2 separate regions of the Mus musculus genome follow, and region 2 is linked to region 1. The links are chromatin loops, found by intact Hi-C in ENCODE. Cell type or tissue: left cerebral cortex. All regions are shown on one strand. Links, peaks and the distances in the headings refer to the core of each region. The heading gives the core; the rest is flanking DNA. Region 1 overlaps Uxs1 (UDP-glucuronate decarboxylase 1). Region 2 has its middle 35 kb from the start of Tpp2.

Region 1 (2,912 bases), core at 140-2,639:
AACACTAGAACTGGCTGCACACTTCTCAAACAATACTAGAAGCTGGGAAGGAATAGGAAATGCTTTCAAATCCTTGAAATAAAAAAATTCTTTTCTTTTACCTTTACTCAGTCTCTAAAGTGTCAAAGTACCTGATTAGAGGCAGAGCCAAGCAGATGGGAACATTGAGGCTGGCAGCCTTTTCCCATCCACACTTCCGGAAAGTGCCAATACAAGGATGCCTAATACTGACAGTCTAGACAAAAACAACTGGGAAAAAAAAAAAAAAAAAGTAAAATCAGATCTTACACGGAGAGAGAAAGTACATTTAAAAGGGCAGGAGAGATAGCCAAGAGCAAAACCACAGGACATGGCTCTCCAGCAGCATTCAGTCACACACACAAACACCAAATGATCAAATACACTGTGGACATGCGGATAGGGTGAGCAAGTACATGGTGGAGGGAAAAGAAAGCAAACACCCGATCATTTTCCAAAGAATGAAGTCATGAATTTCAGCTTCATCTGAAACAATCAAGAAGCATAAAATACAGAAGTATAATAAGACCAAAACCATAAAAATTATGAGCCAGAAGTAGGGTGTCTATTGCTAAGTGCAGGAGGATGACAGCAGATGAGGCTGTTGACTAACACACCTTGCAGAGATTATCTGACTACAAGCCTTGCAAAAACTTATCAGATCTTTTTCAATTCTATCCAGGCCAAAAACCAAAAGCACTATGGGCAAGCATTCTGAACCTGTGCCAGCTACATGGAAGGTTGCAGTGAATTTCAATTCATTCCCTTAGGGAGTTACGGGGCTCTTTCAATGTGCACTGCCTTAAGAACTACATGGCCTGATGCAAAGGCTAGGAAAAGAATTAAAGTGCAATGCTAAGTCAGCCTAGGGTGACATACATGAACTACCCTGACACATAAGCTGCATGAGAGCAAGGACAACACATCTACTACAGCAAGAGCGAAGGCTGGGAAAAGATGACGACGCAGACAACTTGAGCTCTGCTGGAAGAAAAAAAACAGTTATAGAAAGCAGACTAAAGATGATGGTGTTATAATTGGGAGTATTTGTATATTGTTACACAGAGGTAACATCAAGTTCTATTTTAACAGAAGGATAGGATTATTAGTAAGGAGAAACAGAGATTAGAAAAACGCAGGCATATCAGAACTAGATAATAAAACTTCACTGCTAAAGACAACATGCTTTGGCTGCAGAACATAGAGAAATCAAGCTGGAAATGATGTGAAGCCATCCCCCCACCATTCCCTGATGGCACATGCCTTTAATCCCAGCACTTGGGAGGCAGAGGCAGGTGGATTTCTGAGTTCGTAGGCCAGCCTGGTCTACAGTGTGAGTTCCAGGACAGCCAGGGCTATACAGAGAAACCCTGTCTCACAAAAAAAAAAAAAAAAAAAAAAAAAAAAAACACCAAAAACGAAACCATCCTCCCTGTTAACTACATTTCATAGTGGCAAAGGGTGTTACACAGGCTCATAGATGGTATCCTTGCAAGAAACCCTCATGCTATAATACCAACCTTCCATGTAAGATGTGTCAGTGTTGCAAGGTCACAAAACTTATAGAGAGCAACCCAACTGCCCTGGATTGGTTTGAAGCCTGCCCCACAAGACTGGATTCAGACCTAGTGCTATAAACTTGGTTAAAAGGCCATGGCTCAGAAGCAGGCTCCTAATACTGTGTGTGGTACTGCTCTGCTAAGAAAGCACGTTGTCCAATTGCTTCTAAATATGTATGCTCAGACCCACAGGTTAGTGTTGCCCTCGACCTTGGCCAGAGTAGCTTCTCTCTGGCTCAGCAGTTAAGAGCACTGACTGCTCTTCTAGGGGTCCTGAGTTCAATTCCCAGCAACCACATGGTGGCTCACAACCATCTGTAATGGGATCTGATGCCCTCTTCTGGTGTGCCTGAAAGGTGCAACAGTGTACTCACATATATAAATAAATCTTAAAAAAAAAAAAAAAAAAAAAGATCTGTCACTGTGCAGACAATCAGTCCCTCCAAGTGCTCAGCTCTAAACAAGTCTCTATCATCAGGCAATATATTAGAGAACAGGAGGCCAACCAAAGGGCTGAAGGGTGGGGAGGAGCACTGTGAAACACTGTCTTTAGGAAACAACACAACCACTGTAACCATGAACTCCCTGCAGCTGCAGTTACCTACGCAAGATCAAGTCAACAAGATGGGTCAGCATTGAATGAACTCAGTGGGTTACTAACAACAAAAAAGAAGGGGCTTGGGGTATCTAGAGGAGAGGAAAGGGTGAGTTGGGGTGTATATGAAACATTGTTTACATGTGAATTTGTCAAATAATAAAAGGTATTTTATTTAAAGAGAAATCACAGGTGCCACCAGACTACATTTCCAGCATCCTATTATGACCAATCAGCAGCTCTGTAACATTTTCGTGGCAAAGCAGCTCAGACTTACTGCTACCTCTCATTACTAATATTGTCTCCAACCAGCCTTTAAATCCTCACAGTATACTCAACACCCATTCTCTGAGCTGCCTGCTCTAGTCCTTGCCTGCCTGGGTAGCATCATTGTTGTGCTGCGATCTGACACTCCCAGAACACTGCTCTTCCATGCATTACTAGACTACTACTATTTGATCTTCAGTGCCAAAGGACCTCCGCAAGTGCTGCTCTTTCTGGAGCATTCTCTCCTGTTAACCCCTACATATCCTTCATTCTCAGCTCACATCCTGGCTTCTCAGGGAATCCAACACACTTGATTTCTAACCCATCCCCTCCCACCACATCAGTTTGTAAACTTAACCTTTTTTTGACATGAGTACTGGACTCAGGACCTTCTCTTTCCAAGCAAATGGTTCTCAAAGCGCTGTCTCCCTCAGAAGGACTTCTGGGTTGCTGAGACTCTGAAGCCACCCCAG
Region 2 (2,912 bases), core at 283-2,782, 75 kb after region 1:
CCCAAGACACGACAACAGCCTGTCCATCATCCATAGTAAAAGAACACACCCTGCCAGTCATCTACAGACAATGTCCAAAGCCTGTCAGTCACCCAAAGGACAAGACCACAGCCTGTCAGTCATGCACCAAACAAGACCCAAGTCTCTCTGACACCGAAAGTAAACTCCAAAAACCTCCCAGTCATCTGTAGGAAAGGCCCACAGCCTGTCATTCGTCCAGAGGACATGCCCACAACCTTTCTATCATTCATAGTAAAAGTAAACAGCCTTTCAATTATCCACACAATACACCCACCGGCTGTCAGTCAGACTATCATCCTTAGTAAAGGAACACAGCCTGTCAGTCATCCACAGACAATGCCCACCGCCCTGCAATCATCCTCAAAACAAGGCCACAGCCTGTCAGACATGAACAGGACAAAGCCAAAGCCTGTCTGTCGTCAAAAGTAAATTCTCACAGCCTGTTAGTCATCCACAGGAAAAGGCCAAATCCTGACAGTTATCTATAGTAAATGCACACAGCCTGTCAATCATCCATAGAACACAGTCACAGTCTGTTGATCATCCACAGGAAAGGCCCACAACCTGTCAGTCATTCATAGGAAACCCCGATAGCGTGTCATCCATCCATCCATAGAAAACATCAACAGGCCCTCCGCGGCTCACCGCTTCCCAACAGCCCGCGACTGTCGAAGCCAGGCAGCATTGGGGATTAGTGCGGAAAGCCAGGGTGGTGACCAGCGCAGCGGCTCCGTCATTGGGCGAGGAGCCTGAGGTGCATAAGGACACCACAACCTGTGGCCCCCCGCAGAGGAGGGCGATGGAGTCCAAGATGCCAAGCGGAAGGAGCCCGCCAAGTCCCTCCTCATCAAAGTCATCTCCATGGGCAACGCAGAAGTGGGGAAAAGCTGCATTATAAAGCGCTACTGTGAGAAGAGATTTGTGTCTAAGTACCTGTCAACCATTGGGATTGACTATGGAGTCCCAAAGGTCCAAGTCAGAGACAGAGAAATCAAAGTTAACATCTTTGACATGGCTGGATACCCCTTCTTTTTTGAGGTCCGAAATGAATGTTACAAGGACACACAAGGTGTGATACTGGTCTATGACGTTGGGCAGAAAGACGCATTTGATGCCCTTGATTCATGGCTGACAGAAAAGAAGCAGGAGCTTGGGCCGCACGGGAACGTGGACAACATTGTCTTTGTTGTATGTGCCAACATGATCGACTGACTGCTCCAAACACTGCTGCATCGATGAAAGTGAGGGGCGTCTCTGGACTGAAAGCAAAGGTACTTTGAAACATCAGCACAAACTGGCGAGGGAATCAAAGAGATGTTCCAGACCTTTTACATGTCCATAGTTGACTTGTGTGAAAATGGCGGGAAGCATCCTACGGCAAATAGCAGTGCTAGTTTCACCAAAGAACAAGCAGACACCATTCGCAGAACCTGAAATAGTTAAGGTCAGCTGGGAGATGCTGGGAGTCAGACCTGGGGCCTCAAGGGAGGAAGTTAATAAGGTCTACCGGAAGTTGGCTGTGCTGCTTCACCCGGACAAGTGCGTAGCACCTGGCAGTGAAGATGCCTTCAAAGCGTTGTGAAGGCTCAGACAGCCCTCCTAAAAAGCATCAAATAGAGGCAGAGGAAACTGCAAAGGAGCTCAAGTGCAAACAGACTCCCCTTGAGCCACCAGGGGGAGACAAACCAGTGCTAAGAGAGAGAGGCAGTGCCAGCCACAGGAGCTGGAGAACCTGAGGCTCATCCCAGGTCTTTGCTGTGCCCTAGAAATAGTTGCTAGTATCAAGCAGCAAGGAATGCTGTGTCCCTGGGAATGAGGGGCCCGACACCAGAACAGAAGCTCTTAGAGGGTGCATTGTAGGTTACTCGGGAGTGTGCGCTCAGTCACCCCGTACAGACGGAAAGGCCAGCTCGGGCCTTTCCTGAGCTCAGGCATGTTGGGCAGTAGGAGGGGCCCTGCATGAGACTCGTCCCTGCATCAGTCCTCACTACGGGTGGTGGGAGAGGCAGGGGGGTCCTCTTCCACAAGCCGATTTCTTTCTCATGTAAATCTGCTTCTCCTCTCACTCCACTCTTTGTTACATCCCGCATCTGCGACTGCCTTTCTTCTTGAATTCCTGGCATTGCCCTGGGCGCAGTTGACTTGAAATAAGTAGGATCCATTTGGGGCACAGCGGGACGTCTTGGGTCTGTGTGAGACAGAATCCCTACAGTTTCTGCTTGGACTCCAAATTTCTGAATAGTATTTTAAAACTACAAGTATGAAAACTCATGTTGCATAGAGAAGCCTTCCTCGTGCCTGGTCCACAGGAGCTGATGGAGTTGATGGAGCTGGACTCATGGCAGCCTTAGGGGAGAAGGCTCGTTACTCGACTCCTGTGATCCCTCTGAACTGTGGTATTCTTATTTTGAGCTGCAGCCATCTGTGTTACCCCCGACTTGAAGGATGACTTTTAAATACCTATCCCATAATGGTTGCCGGATAACATCTCTCCTCGTGCCTAAGAAGACGAGCTCTTGTCTTCCTGTCTAAACCCTTGCAGTCCTCTGGGTTTTTCCTTTCTCCATAGTGGTCTCACTTTGCATGGCTGTGCTGTACGCAGCTGCTCTGAGATTTAAAATGTTGTTCTTAGTGAACTCAGATCTATATAAAAAGATAAAGAGATCTGGTATATGGCTTTATGGCTTGAATTAGCTTCTGATTGAACTCCACCACCTCGTGCAGAACGTACCTGATTATCCAACTGTTCTTGGAACAGAAACTGGGAATCATGAGGATGAGGGATTGTGTGTGGTGCTGTCAGCCTGAGTGTGGGGCCCAGTCTGCGCCTCATTCAACAACAGGGACAGGTGAACAGTTACAGCAGGGCGCTTTAGTGTCCCATTCTGATC

What was found. Hi-C counts contacts between places; a loop is a spot of excess contacts. Peaks named below come from ENCODE experiments on the same cell type or tissue, not always from the same donor. Only the 100,000 strongest peaks of a DNase experiment are listed, where the experiment ranks them.
Region 2: a loop joins it to region 1, with 2.4 times the contacts of the local background. A loop is called at or near these places in 2 of 42 quality-filtered maps.

The regions. Positions count from the first base shown.
Region 1 is chr1:43,822,846-43,825,757 of GRCm38, forward strand. The region is part of intron 1 of Uxs1 (UDP-glucuronate decarboxylase 1); the gene reads right to left. Among named protein-coding and RNA genes, the nearest start is that of Uxs1, 3.5 kb to the right of the region's middle. In left cerebral cortex, for the core only: no CTCF peak of the experiment used is centred there; DNase peaks (open chromatin) are centred at 755 and 1,307; H3K4me3 peaks cover 563 bases.
Region 2 is chr1:43,897,475-43,900,386 of GRCm38, forward strand. It overlaps the pseudogene Gm8241. Among named protein-coding and RNA genes, the nearest start is that of Tpp2, 35 kb to the right of the region's middle. In left cerebral cortex, for the core only: a CTCF peak has its summit at 1,693 (motif pointing right); a DNase peak (open chromatin) is centred at 1,703.